2 separate regions of the Homo sapiens genome follow, and region 2 is linked to region 1. A link is an interaction called in ENCODE POLR2A ChIA-PET data of the cell type or tissue named here. Cell type or tissue: endothelial cell of umbilical vein. All regions are shown on one strand.

Evidence for each region. Peaks named below come from ENCODE experiments on the same cell type or tissue, not always from the same donor. Only the 100,000 strongest peaks of a DNase experiment are listed, where the experiment ranks them.
Region 2: POLR2A ChIA-PET joins it to region 1 with 6 read pairs; 1 of 35 experiments calls an interaction of 5 or more read pairs at or near these places.

Annotation. Positions count from the first base shown.
Region 1 is chr6:150,690,504-150,698,503 of GRCh38, reverse strand. All of the region lies in intron 2 of PLEKHG1 (pleckstrin homology and RhoGEF domain containing G1), which reads right to left. Among named protein-coding and RNA genes, the nearest start is that of PLEKHG1, 95 kb to the right of the region's middle. In endothelial cell of umbilical vein, no CTCF peak of the experiment used is centred here; a DNase peak (open chromatin) is centred at 3,453.
Region 2 is chr6:151,353,790-151,361,789 of GRCh38, reverse strand. AKAP12 (A-kinase anchoring protein 12) reads right to left here. Exons shown (of 5, transcript NM_005100.4): 5 at 3,231-6,063. Among named protein-coding and RNA genes, the nearest start is that of ZBTB2, 34 kb to the left of the region's middle. RefSeq lists an enhancer at 6,501-7,002. In endothelial cell of umbilical vein, no CTCF peak of the experiment used is centred here; a DNase peak (open chromatin) is centred at 3,609; H3K27ac peaks cover 265 bases.

The DNA.
Region 1 (8,000 bases):
GTGTATATATAGTATTGTATACACACGCAATCAGGTTAGGTAGTCAAACCCTTTATATGCTAACAACTTCCTTAACTAACAAAATTGTCATAACGTGATCAACATTGGTATCTTTCAAAATTGATATAACCTGAGGTACCGCTTGAGCGTCCCTAATCCAAAAGTCCAAAATCCAAAATGCTCCAAAATCCATAATTTTTTGAGCATCTACATGACTCCCAAGTGGGTAACTGCACACATAGGAAACACTACATGTAAGTACTTAACAAAAAGTTTGTTTCATGCACAAATTTAAAATATGTATAAAATTACCTTCAGGCTACATGAATGAGGTATATAGGAAACCTAAATGAATTTCATGGTTAGACTTGGGTCCCATCCCCCAAATATCTCATTATGTAAAGCAAATATTCCCAAATCCAAAAAAATCTGAAACCCAAAACACTTGTGGTCCCAAGCATTTCAACCCATACTTTACAACTGATCTACTTGTTTGATGCATTAGCCAACATTTGGTCTTTATCCATAACATTCTTTAAAAACAAACAAAAAAAAACCCAACAACAAAAAAAAAAAAACACCACTGCCAGAATAACAAAATGTCTTCAGAAACTCTTAAGCAGATTCTTCAGGATCTATCAAAGAGGACCAGAATCACTTTCTTAAGCAGGTAGTGATGTGGGGACATTTGTGATTCCTCACTGTAAGAAAGCTGCTCTGGTATTAGGAAACAAAACACAGCATCTTCCCTTTGCACAGCATGGGACTGTCTGTGTCAATCTTCCAGCAGGAGGCTGGCCAGAGTAAACAGATGTCTCAATACATGGAGAAGCCAAACTCTCTTCCAGTTGTACACAAAAAGCTGATGCCCCTGCTGGGACCATCTGAATTCTGAATGACCAACCAAACTTCTGGTTTGGGCTCCCCTCCCAGGGCCGGCCCTCAGCGAGATTCTCAATTAGGAGAAGCTTGTTCAGGACCACACCAGGACCACTTGCCCAATTCCCAGGCACCCGACTTACTTCCCAGTTGCCTGTCCTTAAATCTCCCCCACTCAGGGTTCGCTTCTTTAAGGCTAGTGCCTTAAGCTCCACGACCTTGCAAAAATTCCAAGGAAGCTTCAAGAGCTAAGATAGTCTTCCTAGGCACAGGACTGAGTCCAAGCTCACTGCTCTCTCCATTGCCTACAACATGACATGCTCTTTGGTAGCACTCAGCAGTGGAAACTTTACCATTTTATCCACCTTCTTAAAGGTTGAGAATTTACAAATTGTTTGTAATGGTTCTACTCTTTCAGAATCAAATCATCACATATATTCTATTTTATCTCCTGGGGAAATTTTAAAATGCTCAGAAGCATTCATGTATTTAAAAGTACTTCTTCTTCTTCTTCTTTTTTTTTTTCTTTAGACAGAGTCTCACTCTGTTGCCCAGGCTGGAGTGCAGTGGTACCATCTTGGCTCACCGCAACCTCTGCCTCCCAGGTTCAGGCAATTCTCGTGCCTCAGCCTCCCAAGTAGCTGGGACTACAGGCGTATGCCACTGTTTTTGTATTTTTAGTAGAGATGGGGTTTCACCATGTTGGCCAGGCTGGTCTTGAACTCCTGGCCTCAAGTGATCCACCTGCCTTGGCCTCCCAAAGTGCTGTGATTACAGGCATAAGCCACTGCGCCCGGCCCTATAGTTTGATTTCTAAAGCCACCATACCACCACCAGGGGATTCAGTCTCATGCACACGGGAATACTTTTAAAATATACTTACCTTGAGACATTTTCCCTCTCACAAATAATTTTTGGTATCTCTAGACTTTAAAAAAAATCACTTGTAAAATTATGCTCATGAGCCAATTATTCATTTCCAACTTCTGGTTGGTTGAAGATTCCTTTTGTGCAGTTTGCATGGAGCTGCTGTTGTTATGAAACACACCCACAAAGTCAGATTAACGGGGCTGAAGAAGAACAGACCACCAGAACCAATGCTAATGCATTCTTGAAGAAGGGAGAAAGTGCGTGCGTGCCGTGTGTGTGTGTAATGAGATATTCACAGTGTTTAATGCAAGATGATCAAATGTCTAAGTGTCATCCTCTAATTTCAAATGGAAAACTGCAGATTTTCTTCTGAAGCTGGCAGGCTGCCATCGCTGCAGGCCCTGAAGTGGCTTTGGGCTTCAGGGAGAGGGGGAAGCAGACGTCGCTCAAAGAGCCCTCTGCTTCTCCCTGGCTGCAGCTCTACCCTGGGTCTCCTGGCCTAAGGACGAGTTCCTCTGCCAGGCTTCCCAGGGACTTTCAACCTAAGCTGTCAAATAAATCATTTAAAGGATATGTGGACTTTAAGAACTATTGACAGAGGGAAGACATCCTAAAATAGTCTCTTTGATCTGAATTCTTCCTCATTACAACATTGATATAGAGCTAGGGTTTTGGATACCAGTCTTCTGCCCCCTCCATGTAACTTCTATAAAGAATATCTCCATTTCATTTGACTTGTTGTGAAAGTGGCCAAGAAAGTAAAAAATTAACATTTTTAAGGTAAAGATTCTAGGTCTGAATTATTTTTATATTTTCCTGCCCTTTCTTCCTGACGAGTATGACTTAACAACATCTACTTAGTCATTTCACAGCTATTTACGACACAAAATCCTCCTCCATTCAAGGAGGGCCCATCTTGTTACAAGAAAATATCAGCAACCAGAAATACAGCTCATGAGAGAAACTCTGGAGTCAGACCTCTGTGAAACAATAATAATGTCCATTTGGGTGTGCATGGCTTTTTTGTTTGTTGTTTGTTTTTCTTTTGACTTTTTTGGTGTGCATATTTGTTAGGCACTGCTGCAAGCAACTGACATACATGGTCTCATCCAGTCCTCAGGAGAATTCCATTGTTCCCGTTTGAAAGATGGGTAATTCGAGGCTTAGGCAAGCTACACAAGTCCAAGATCACACAAATGTTAAGTAGAAGAGCCAGGATTTTAGTGTTCTTAACCACTGCCCTATACTTTAAATTTTCAAGGAAAGTAGAATCAGCTCTTTTCTCTATAAGGAAGAAACACCCAATACAGCCTAGGATCCTAGTTTGTAGAACAGAGATATATTTCTAGTGAATTCCTAATATTTTCTAAACCCTTATCTTAAATTAAAACCAAATTAAGCAGCTCACTACCTAAAAATCAAAGGACAACGTGCTAGACTTGGAGCTTTTAAGTTTTTCAAAATTACCAAATATGAAAAATTGTATTTGCAAAAACATCAAACAGAACTCAAGTTCTAGAAGCACAAACCATTGAGCAAAGAAAATGGAAATCAGAGTAGGTTTAAGTAGGACAAATATTGTTCTTTGGAATAGAAACTTGTTGCTGAATCTCACCATGGAGCAAAAGACTTACAAACTTTTGAAAAAACAGGGTTCACATGGAAACAGAAACATAACAGGAACTATGATATCAAGACTGACAGATGCCATGTGTCTTCCTAATTCTTTTAAAAGCCATTCTTGGCTATTAAAATGTCAATGTAGGAATAATAAAATACCATTGATTCTAGTTTTCCAGGGGGAATGTTTATGCAGAGGTTTTAAAACTTTAGATGTATAAAAATTTACTAGCACAGAAGGCAGATATGTTGATAACTCCAGCTACTAAGAACTACAGCTCCAGTTACTAGGAATTGACTAGAAAACACTTAAAAAGATGGTAATCACACAGTCATGAGGACTACTTAATAATATAAATCATTATAGCTAACATTTTTTGAGTACTTACTATGTGCCAGGCACTATTTTATTTTTTATTTTTATTTTTTTTTTTTTTGAGACAGAGTCTCACTGTTGCCCAGGCTGGAGTACAATGGTACCATCTCAGCTCACTGCAACCTTTGCCTCCCAGGTTCAAGCAATTCTCCCGCCTCATCCTCCCAAGTAGCTGGGATTACAGGCGCCCACCCCCACACTGGGCTAATTTTTGTATTTTTAGTAGAGACGGGGTTTCACCATGTTGACAAGGCTGGTCTCCAACTCCGGATCTCAGGTGATCCAGCCACCTCGGCCTCCCAAAGTGCTGGGATTATAGCTGTGAGCCGCCGTGCCCAGCCAGGCACTATTTGAAACATTTTCTCTTTAAATTAATTCATTGAAAGCTCACAACAATTCTAAAAGGCAGATATTACTATCATCCCTACTTGAGAAAAATGAGGCACTGAGAGATGAAATAATTTTCAAATTCACACAACTAGTAAGGAGTGAAACTGGCATTTGAACCTAGACAGTCTAAGTCTGGGACTGGAACTCTTACTCTGTATGCTATAATAATTTCCGGTAGCAGAGTCCTGCATGCCAGGACAGGGACAGTCCCCACCTAACAACTAATGGCAGACATAAAACAGAAAATTCTGCCATGTTCATTGGCAAAGGTTCTTATAAACTAGATCCATGCTGCCTGTCTTTGAATGGATCACAGTCAAGGATTCAAAGCCTCCCATGTAAACTCCCAGAAGCATATACAAAGATGAAGATGAGGGAAGCAATAACTATACACAAAGCCTGTACCGACTTGGCTGGGAATGACTTCTAAACTATCACGCGACACAGCTTCCATTCTCTTGAAGCGCTGTTTGCATCTTTTGCCATTTTGCTCTGCCTCTCGAGGTAGTCATGAGGTCCCTGCCTCCTGACCTGGGCCACTCATGACTGTGCATTCCTCTCATAGCCTTGTGCAAAGATTTATGTATGATTTATGCATGATTGGTGCATGATTTATGAACATAACAACATGGGCCATATATGCTTTCCCAAGGGCTGGGTATCGAGCTGGCTCTGGAAGGAGGTGATGGGTGAGGATGTGCTTAGAGCGGGTGAGAAAGCAGCCAAGTGTTGGAGAACAGAGCCAGGCCAGGAGAGACGAAACACATGGGGGAGTGGTTAGCCTGAACCACGGAGCTGTGCTCCAGTGTGACCAAAGAGAGGGTGGTTACTGATGCAGGACCTCAGAGTCTATCCCAGGGAATTCAGAGATTATTCCAAGGGCAATTTGAATCACTGGCTGATCATTCAAAGGGTAGAAGGAAGCTGCTGTGGATTTTGTTTGCTGACACAAGAGCTTCCAAGTCCCAGAGTTAGAATGATCAGAGAGAGAAGCCAAAAGTTGAGAAGCGACTTCCAGGAAGCAGAGAGACACCAAATAAGTCACACATAGGTTTTTTGTTTGTTTGTTTGTTAATTTTTTGAGACAGAGTCCTGCTCTGTCACCCAGGCTGGAGTGCAGTGGCGTGATCTTGGCTCACTGCAACCTCCGCCTCCCAGGTTCAAGTGATTCTCCTGTCTCAGCCTCCCGAGTAGCTGGGACTACAGGTGTGCACCACCACACCCGGCTAATTTTTGTATTTTTAGTAGAGATGGTGTTTCACTACGTTGGCCAGGCTGGTTTCGAACTCCTGACCTCAAGTGATCCAACCGCAGGAACAGTTCCCTGAGGTCTACATATTAAATCCAAGCTCCTTATCTTGACATTTAAGGCCTTCTATGTTCTGACCTGGAACTTCAGCCATATGGACATCTCAACATTCCCCCAAATGTCATTTGCTTTCATTCCTCTGTGCCTTTGCTTATGCTAACGCCTGCCCTTGGATGGCCTTTCTACTGTTTTCTACACAGAGAAATCACCAATGCACTCGCTCTGACAGTGTAACTAATTAATTTCAGTTTGACTTAGTAGAAACTTCATGAGTTAAAAGAGACTGAAAGTGTGACAAAAGCAAGTACTTACTTTCTCTTGGCCTAAATTTCAGAGTTGAAAGTATCCTCAATGGTTTGGAAGGCTCCATTCAAATTCTGCTTACTCTATACTCTCCCTTAAAATTAGCATTTTTTTCCCTCTGATATTCATTTAGTAATTATTTAATTCTGCCTATTCATATTATACTTGCAGCATTTCTTTAAATTTGTCTTCTCTAGATCACATATGCTTTTTTTGAGGTCAAGGACAAGCCTTAGGAAAAATTCTTTTCTTTCCAGCATGCCATTAGTTTTCCACATAGCAGCTGCTCAGTGAATATTTATTGAATCATCAGCCCATGATCATATTATTCTAATTAAAATAAGAGGCTTTTATCAAATGATAATTACATAGTTAATTATGAAGAAATCTGGGAAAAGAGTTGTATTGTTGATCTGAAGTAAACTAAGAGTACAAGAGTCTATTAAATTCCATCAGAAAAGAGTGACAGATACAGTAAATTATTTTAAAGCATTATAGTCATTGCCATTATTTATAAAATGGGTTAATTTTGAGTTTACAAACATAAAATACTTTCAGTACATAAACACAACAAACATTAAGTTGTGATGTGCAATTTCTCTGTCTTTATTTTACTCATGCCTGAAGTTGCTAGGCCTTATATGGGGTGAGGTTAAAAATTCCTCACCCCATATAAAAAGTGACTTCAGTTGGGATTGACAGATGCCTAACCAGGCTTCCTCAAACTGCTCCCAGGCCTAACAAAGGAAATGGGCCATGTCCCAGCGGGACAGGAACCTGGATCCACCCCTGGTCTCTTGTTCCTTCAAGCCTAGGCTGGAAGTGAATGAGGAAACACAGTTTGGGTAGAACTTACAGTGGTTCAGTCATATTCTCTCCAATGGCTCCCCAAAACTTTTCCCAAGTCCTCAGTAAATATTTGGTGATTAACTGATTTTATCATCTGACATTTCTCCTAACATCATTGTTGAAAAAGAAAGTTGGCTGAGATTTACAATGACCCCTTCTCACAAGGTGGGTGGTTGGACTTGGGAAGGAATGAGAACCATTCTATTGATAGAAGAAGAGGCTCTTCCCCAGCTGACATAATGACGGAAATGGTGGTTTAGAAAAAATCTTAAAAATTGCTCAGAGATGATTATAGGCTGTCATTAAGAAATGAGGAAGGAAGGGCTTTCTTTTCGACTACAGGGTGTACAGCTCTACAGACAGAAATTATTATTTTATATTTAGGCCAATGGTAGTCTGTAGGCCTTTGAAATGTAAAAAGCAATAATAACTTAAGTATCTGGTTTGGCTTACAAAGCATCAAGACAGATTACACAGGCCATATATAAAAACCAGGCTCTGTCCTTTATAACATTATTTCACTCATCCCTGAAGTATAACTGAAAATAAATACCTTCCTAAGAGTCTCTTCACACTTAAGTTGTATTTAAATAACTTAAATATAAAAATACCAGTAGATTGAAAAATACTTAAAGGATTTCATGACCAGGTTGGAAGTTCAAGTGTATTAAAAGGAGAGAGAATGAAATAAAAGGGAATTAGAACAGACCATCTCATTAGTCATAAAAAGAAATGAACTTCTGATATGGATAGGTCTTGAAAATACTATACCAAGTGAAATAAGTCAAACAGAAAAGGATAAATATTAGTATTTCAGGTTTCTGAAGTCACTGCTATATTCACTGTGTGCCAACTCTGTGTAGGACAACCGCCATGGTGGATTTAGAGAGTATCAGGCCATGGAGATCTAACTGGGTTCATCATCCAGATGAGGGAGGACTATGGGGAAAGTGAACAATGCATGCGCTGGGTTGCGGAAGAGCAACACAGCCCACATTCCAGTGTTCACAGGAGGCAGGGATCTGTGAGCTGAAGCAGCTTTCCAAAAGCAGGAGAACAGAATTCCTGAAATCACACAGGCACGAAAATAACCGTGATTTCACTCAACAAACCAAATAACTTGTTTGCAACATAAAACGTGCAAATGTTTGTTCCTGATTAGATCTTTGAGAGAGTGAGTGGGGAAATCATCTCCAGTAAAGACATCCTATGATAATTTTCACTCCTAATCCAGAGTTTCATTTTGCACCCTTCCTCTCACATCCTCCACACCTTTTGGAATAGCTGAAGCCCAGGAAGGGCATGTCTTAGTGTGCTGAATGGCAGGCTACTCATACACAAATATATGCATGCTTACTTTATTTGGACAGAAGCACTAGAGAAGTATAGTTACATTTGATATTT
Region 2 (8,000 bases), 660 kb before region 1:
CTACCTGGGACTACAGCTGCATCCCACCACACCCAGCTTGCCTGGATTATTCTAACAGCATGTAAACTGACCTCCTCTCAACCTCCAGGCCTCAATTCTCTGCAAGATAGATGCCACTGACATTTTAGGTAGAAACATCTGTCTTATGCAGGGTTTTTCTGTGCCATGCAGGATGTCAAACATCTGTGGCCGTAACTCATTACATACCGTAACATCCTAGCCGTTGTGGTAACCAGACACGTGGCAGCACAAACCAGGGTGGAGAGTGGGACCTTTCACTAGCCCAACACTGCGGATCACTACGGTAAGAGGATTGCATCTTTTCCCTGCCAAACTATTTCAATGACTTTGTAGGATAAATCTCATATCTTGAAATGGCCCCCTGGCCATCTCTGCAGTATTATTTCTATAGTCTTTAAGAAGGACCCTAGTTATGTTTAGATTTCAGATTCTAGAGGCAATTCCATCTACTTTTCCAAGAATTAGGTAAGCCCCTGAGGGTCACAGGGATAAGTAGAATCAAGCACAATGTGGTTTTAAAATTAGCCTTATTTAGAGTATTGCCTCTTTGTTCATTAATTATACCTAGTTATTTGAGATTATTAAAACAAATAAAAAAACACAGGGTTAAGACTAAGCACTGGGCTTTAGTACTCAATATTCTTTTGTGGGCACATTAGACTTAGGTCCTCATTTCATCATTTAGGTATTGTTATTCTACCTCTGGTCTCTAAACATAGGTGTTATACTCAGTGAAGCCTCTCTTGAAGGTTACATGTTAAACTACCCTTCTCCTGTTAAAACTTTTAATGTCGACAGGTGATAGAAGAAGAATATGCACAGTTGCAAGAAGACCTCACTCATAACTGTAGAATACTACAGTAAAGATGTCTCACACCTGTAATCCCAACACTTTGGGAGCCTAAGGCAGGAGGATGGCTAGAGTCCAGGAGTTGGAGACCACTAGCCTAAGCAACATAGGGAGACCCCGTCTTTACAAAATATAAAAAATTATCTGGGCATGGTGGGGCACACCTGTGGGTGTTGTAGAGGCTGAGGTGGGAGGATTGCTTGAGCCAAGGAGGTTGAGGCTGCAGTGAGCCACGATTGCATGACTGCACTCCAGCCTGGGTGATAGAGTGAGACCCTTTCTCAAATAAATAAATCATGATGATTTTCACCACCATGCTATCTTCAGATCCTGGTTAGCTTAGCCCAACCTGTGTTATCACTTCAAAGTCTCAGCTTTCTCATATTAAAAGAAGGGCTCAGCTTGTTTTCCTAATTCCAATTATATAGGTTGGAGACAATAAGCAATCTGTTAGGAGAAGCTCGCATTTGTATCAAAGTTATACCAGGTTGTCTGTGACCAGCAGATCCATTTCCAGAATCTCATTAGAAATGAATAGTCGGCCAGGCACGGTGGCTCACGCCTGTAATCCCAGCACTCTGGGAGGCCAAGGCGGGTGGATCACAAGGTCAGGAGATCAAGATCATCCTGGCTAACACGGTGAAACCCCGTCTCTACTAAAAATAAAAAAATTAGCCAGGCATGGTGGCAGGCGCCTGTAGTCCCAGCTACTCGGGAGGCTGAGGCAGGAGAATGGCATGAACCCGGTAGGCGGAGGTTGCAGTGAGCCGAGATCGCACCACTGCACTCCAGCCTGGGTGACAGAGTAAGACTCCGTCTTGAAAAAAAAAAAAAAAGAAATGAATAGTCATGGCCGGGCACAGTGGCTCATGCCTCTAATTCCAGCACTTTGGGAGGCTGTGGCGGGTGATCAGTTGATGCCAGTTCAAGACTAGCTTGGCTAACATGGAAAAACTCCGTCTCTACTAAAAATGCAAAAATTAGCTGGGCATAGTGGTGGGCACCTACAGTCCCAGCTACTCAGGAGGCTGAGGCATGAGAATTGCTTGAACCTGGGAGGCGGAGGTTGCAGTGAGCCTCAATTGCACTACTGCACTCTAGCCTGGGTGATGGAGTGAGACTCTGTCTCAAAAAAAAAAGAGAAAAAGAAAAAGAAAAAAATGGTCATGTTGTTTAACTGAAGTCACAAGTCTCTGATTCCAGAGAGCGTCCTGCCCCATGCCCCATGCCCGGAAGGAAGGAATGCGTGCTCAGAGAGACCAAGAAGAATCTAGACAGACAGGCCTTGCTGTGTTTCCCCACTCAGTCTGTTAGCATTAGATCATATCCCTTTTGTCCAGTCATATTTCTCCACGTCCATACTTTGTTGAACCTATATTAAAATGGACAATTTCCCCTGCATTTTTGGGTCTTCATTCTGAAGGCTCCCAGGTACACATTAATAAAATTTGTATGACTTTCATTTAAAAAAGAATAGGGCCAGGTGTGGTGGCGCATGCCTGTTATCTGAGCACTCTGGGAGGCTGAGGTGGGTGGATTGCTTGAGTCCAGGATTTTGAGACCAGCCCAAGCAACATACCAAAACCCCATCTCTATTAAACATGGATGTATATAATTCTCTATTCTTGACTAGGATTTCAAAACAAAAAAAAATAGAATACACTTTGGGGGGCCGAGACAGAATTGTTTTAGCCCAGGAGTTTGAGACCAGCCTGGGCAACATGGCAAGACCCCATCTCATGGTGGCACATGCCTGTAGTCCCAGCTACTCAGGAGATGGGAGGATCCCTTGAGTCCAGGGGTTCAAGGTTACACTGAGCTCTGATGGCATCACTGCCTTCCGGCCTGTGTGACAGAGCCAGACCCCATCTCTACAAAATATGAAATCAAAATACAAATAAATGTTTAAAAGAAATAGTCATGTAGATTTGAATTTATGTGACACTGATTTTGTGTTCCGGTTCCGAGCTCTGCTACTATCTGGGAATCCTTGGACTGCGTCCATTTCCTTTCTTACAGGGTTGGAGAAAGAGGTTCTAACTCTGGTTCTGGTTATTGGTTGGCATTTCAGAGAAGGTTTGTGTGACTATCCAAAAACTGTACATAAAACTTTATATTGGGGAGTCCGAGGTCAGCTAGAAGCTTAATGAGATTCTAATTAAAGGAGCCCAGGACCCAAAAAGGTTATGATCATGAATAGAGATCTTTGTGGACTCACGCCTATCCTAGATACATTCATTCCAAACTCTCATGATGCTCTATGAACAAAGGGTGCTAAGTAGTTAAAAGCAGAGCTTAAATGTATGACGAATATCACAACAGACAAGAGAAAAGCAATGGAAACTGAATCACAGTGAAATTACAGAAAGAAAATCCATGGCATTTAATTAGATTGCATTTTATTTAGATAAATGAAAATTTGCCCCAAACAGAACTAGGAATCAAATATTGTCTTCGACTAGAGGTAATTGCTAAGCTGGAAGCTTATATTGAAAACTAAAATTTCCAGCCCTTGACTATCTGTAGTTCCAAACATCAAAGGAAAATATTGGAACAATTTATCTATGTACAGAGAGAGGCAACTCATGGGTACCATAAGCAAAATAACCTGAGGGGGAACATTTGATATTACAAGAAGTGGTGAGAGTTTACAAGTCTTGCATTGCTTTCTATTGTACATGGCTCTGTAGTAATGCCAAAAATAACAAAATGTAGGCACTTGCTCTGACTTCTGCAGTTTACATTAGATTATTATGTACTTCATAAATTAACAGCAGCTTTAGAATTATAAAACAGTATTATATTTCATGCTACTGTTGGTGTTCTTCTTGTTAAAATAATGTTCTCAACGGACATAGATACAGAGCTTGTACAGAAGTAACTCTGGGCACATCCAGATAGTACAAAAAGCAGTCATAAAGCAGCTACTCATGGAATCGCAACTGTGATGGCCAGCGAGCACCTGGCCACAGGTGGTAGGAAAAGACAAACGCGGGTGGAATTTAAACAAAAACGTCAATTTCCCACAAACTACACAAATCTTTAATCTGTTCAAAACAGCACAGAATGTCTTCCTGCCATAGAGAGGAAGTCAATATGAACTTGTTATAAATTGCTGTCATTTCCAAAACTCTTTAGTTGATGTTCAGAACTAGAAACCAGCACTTGGATTTCAATCTCAGTTGGCCAAAAAAAAAAAAAAAAAAAAATTATATATATATATCAGAGGTTTTTTGAATTTGGGGATTTTAATAATGATGCATGGGTAGCTATTATATATATTTGAGAATAACTCCTAAAAGATGACTTCCAACTACAAACAAGACTATATATACACTGCTATCATGAGGTGTTTTACTAATATGGCCAATTATGTATGAAGTTAGATTTGTTAGCAAAAAGAAACTACTTTCAGTTTTAAAAGCAAACTTTCTTTCCATTAAAACTAGGCTTTCCAGCTAATCAGCAGTCAAAATTTAAATTTTCAAACTGGAGTACCAAGTTTGAGTAAAATCTGGAAAGCTATATGCCAGGCCAGTTCTGTGTGTCAAGAGTAGATAAGTGACACTATTCTTCGTGTGACAATTGTCTGACAAAACCCTTAATGTAGGCTGAGGCAGGAGAATCGCTGGAATCCGGGAGGTGGAGGTTGCGGTGAGCTGAGATCGTGCCATTGCACTCCAGCCTGGGCAACAAGAGCGAAACTCTGTCTCAAAAACAAACAAACAAACAAACAAAAAAACAAACCCTCAATGTATTAGCATGACTCATCATTTTGACATTTAAAAAATTTTCCAAGATTATTTCAGGAAAGGCATTTTTACTATTAATTAAGCTTTCTTAAAATTTCTTTCTAGAGACATTTGTTATTGTTTGAAACCAAAAATATTAACACAAAAAAATTGACATTTTCAGGAATTACCAGATGGTACAATTGTAGCAAGAACGTCAATCTGAAAAGCTACTGGTTTATTTCAGGAAAGCTATCTCGGCCATGGCTTCCTCTGAACACACAAACCAGTGACAAGGGGTTTCATGTAATGACTACATCAGAAAGTTCTAGCTTATCAATCATTATCTTTAGAATTCTAATGTGGTACACATATGTCCCAGGCTTCCTGGTATCTAATAAAACCAGCAAATCTAAGTGAAGCAAATATTTTATTTAAATCAGTCGTCAAATCACAACTTATCCAAATGAATGTGTTGCAACATTGTTCTTAAAAGAATGGCACAAATATGGCACAAACACAATCCAGTATCTATCAAAATACCATTTGTAAAGAACCTGACTTATTTCATGCCATGTGTGAATGCAGTCCAGCATATAAGAGTAGAATCAAAAACTTACAACAATTCTTTTCTTCATAACATATAAAACATATTCACTACTTTGCCTCAGGATTAAGCACACTTATCGGTCCAAACAACCATAACAAGTAGGAAAAAGGATGTAAAGTTAATTTGCTACCAGAATATAACTTCTTTCTAACCTCCACTGGGTTAGAAAGAAAAATTTCCCAATGACAATAGAACATTCTGTATGTTTCAAAATGCTTTTTAGTTTTAGCACACTCCGTGTAATAGGAAAGTGACCAATTTCAGAGTACCACTAAATATGGACCTCAATCATTAGTGAATTTTAAAGAATTGTACCTTGATCAGGAATGTTACATCTAGGAGGCTCTGTTTTTCGTGGGTTATATAACTGAGGCTTAAAGCTCCCCAAGCCTGCACTATGGCACATGCCCCATCATATACTGTGTGATACAAAAAGCATGTAGTATCCTGCACATTTCCTTAAACATTAAGAAAAAAATATACAATAGATACAGGAGGACTACTTAAAACATACATATAAATATGTAAAGAATGATACTCCAGTTTCAGAAGCAGAACTAGGTATTGCCAACTCCAGTTCCAGGTTAAGAATTTAGGACCTTAAATCAGAATTTATATGGTTATCAAGGGAAAATTGTAGGTTGGTCTTGGAAAGAGGAAATGTTAAATGGCTCTAGCTCCTGATGAAGCCTCAGGATTGTCAGGGGCTCTCTAGAAATGAGATCAGTTGATGTGCCTGCTCTCCAATTCTCAAAGTTCTGAAATACTGGTCTTCAGTCTCAGCAGCAGCATTCATTTTCTTCTACTACTTGTCTTCACATTCTGGTCTTCCAAACAGACAATGAGTTTAACTGTAGGAGGAGGAAGAATCAGCGTAAATAAAATCTCCTTTTTCTCTCTCATTTATTAACAACAGGATAGTTGTCAAAGTGACCTAATAATACCATAGTTTAACTCCATTAAAAAAACAAAGATGGGGCCGGGCGCGGTGCCTCATGCCTGTAATCCCAGCACTTTGTGAAGCTGAGGAGGGCAGATCATGAGGTAAAGAGATCGAGACCATCCTGGCCAACATGTTGAAACCCTGTCTCCACTAAAAATACAAAAATAAGCTGGGCATGGTGGCATGCACCTATAGTCCCTGCTATTCGGGAGGCTGAGGCAGGAGAATCGCTTGAACCCAGGAGGTGGAGGTTGCAGTAAGCTGAGATTGTGCCACTGCACTCCAGCCTGGCGACAGAGCGAGATTCTGTCTCAAAAACAAACAAACAAACAAAAAACAAAGATAGGGCTGGGTGCGGTGGCTCATGCCTGTAATCCCAGCACTTTAGGAGGCCGAGGCGGGCAGATCACTTGAGGTCAGGAGTTCAAGACCATCCTGGGGGAAACTCCGTCTCTACTAAAAATACAAAACTAAGCTGGGCATGGTGGTGTGTTATCTGTAATCCCAGCTACTCAGGAGGCTGAGGCAGGAGGATCGCTTGAACCTGGGAGACTGAGGTTGCAGTGAGCTGAGATTGCGCCACTGCACTCCAGTCGGGGTGACAGAGTGAGACTCTGTCTCAAAAACAAAACAAAACAAAAGAAAACGAAGATGGGTTGAGCACAGTGGCTCACGACTGTAATCCTAGCACTTTGGGAGGGTGAGGCAGGAGGATTTCTTGAGGCCAGGAGTTTGAGACCAGCCTGGGCAACATAGCAAGACCCCTGTCTGCAAAAAAATTTAACAATTAGCTCGGAGTAATGACATGTGCCTGTGGTCCCAGCAGCTATTCAGGAGACAGAGGCAGAGGCAGGCGATTTGCTTTAGCCCAGGAAGTCAAGGTTGCAGCAATCCATGATTGCACCACGGCATTCCAGCCTGGGTGACACAGCAAGGCTCTCTCAAAAAACAAAACAAAGATAGGGCTGGGCGTGGTGGCTCACACCTGTAATCCCAGCACTTTGGGAGGCCAAGGCGGGCGGATCACGAGGTCAGGAGATCGAGACCTCCTGGCTAACACGGTGAAAACCCATCTCTACTAAAAATACAAAAAATTAGCTGGGTATGGTGGCGGGCACCTGTAGTCCCAGCTACTCGGGAGGCTGAGGCAGGAGAATGGCGTGAACCTGGGAGGCGGAGCTTGCAGTGAGCCGAGATCGCGCCACTGCATTCCAGCCTGGATGACAGAGCGAGACTCCGTCTCAAGAAAACAAAACAAAACAAAACAAAAACCACAAAGATGGGGAGTTACTAGCAACTGCAAGTAACTAACACAGTGAGGGTCGGTCATTATATGCGCTGGAAAATTTTTAAAAATACTTGTTACTACTGCTAGGGGAAAAAAAATCCATTTTTTCTGAAAGAGCTATCATCAGCTATATTTCAGGCAGTTTAATATTAGCCCATTTGGGGGCACTAGTTTTTTTTGTTTGTTTTTTTTTTTTGAGACGGAGTCGTGAGGCACCACGCCCAGCCATTGGAGCACTAGTTATTTTTAAAAAAACTCAACAAGATAGTTGAGTGAACACAATGTATTTCTTATGCCTTTGGGTCAAACACGCACATGTGCACACACACATGCCGTTTTATTTTATTCTAAAGCAGTCACATTAGGAGGTAAAACGAAGTCGTTCTTTTCATAACATCGATAAGACTAAATGGCATTTCAATCACCAAAAACCATGAAACTATCCTAGATCTTTGAATCTAGTTGATAGTTATTTTCCTCAACTGAAGGTTCTACACGAAGGCATTAATTATTTGCTCCCGATTCCTTATGTAACAAATTTGCCATCTATTGGCATA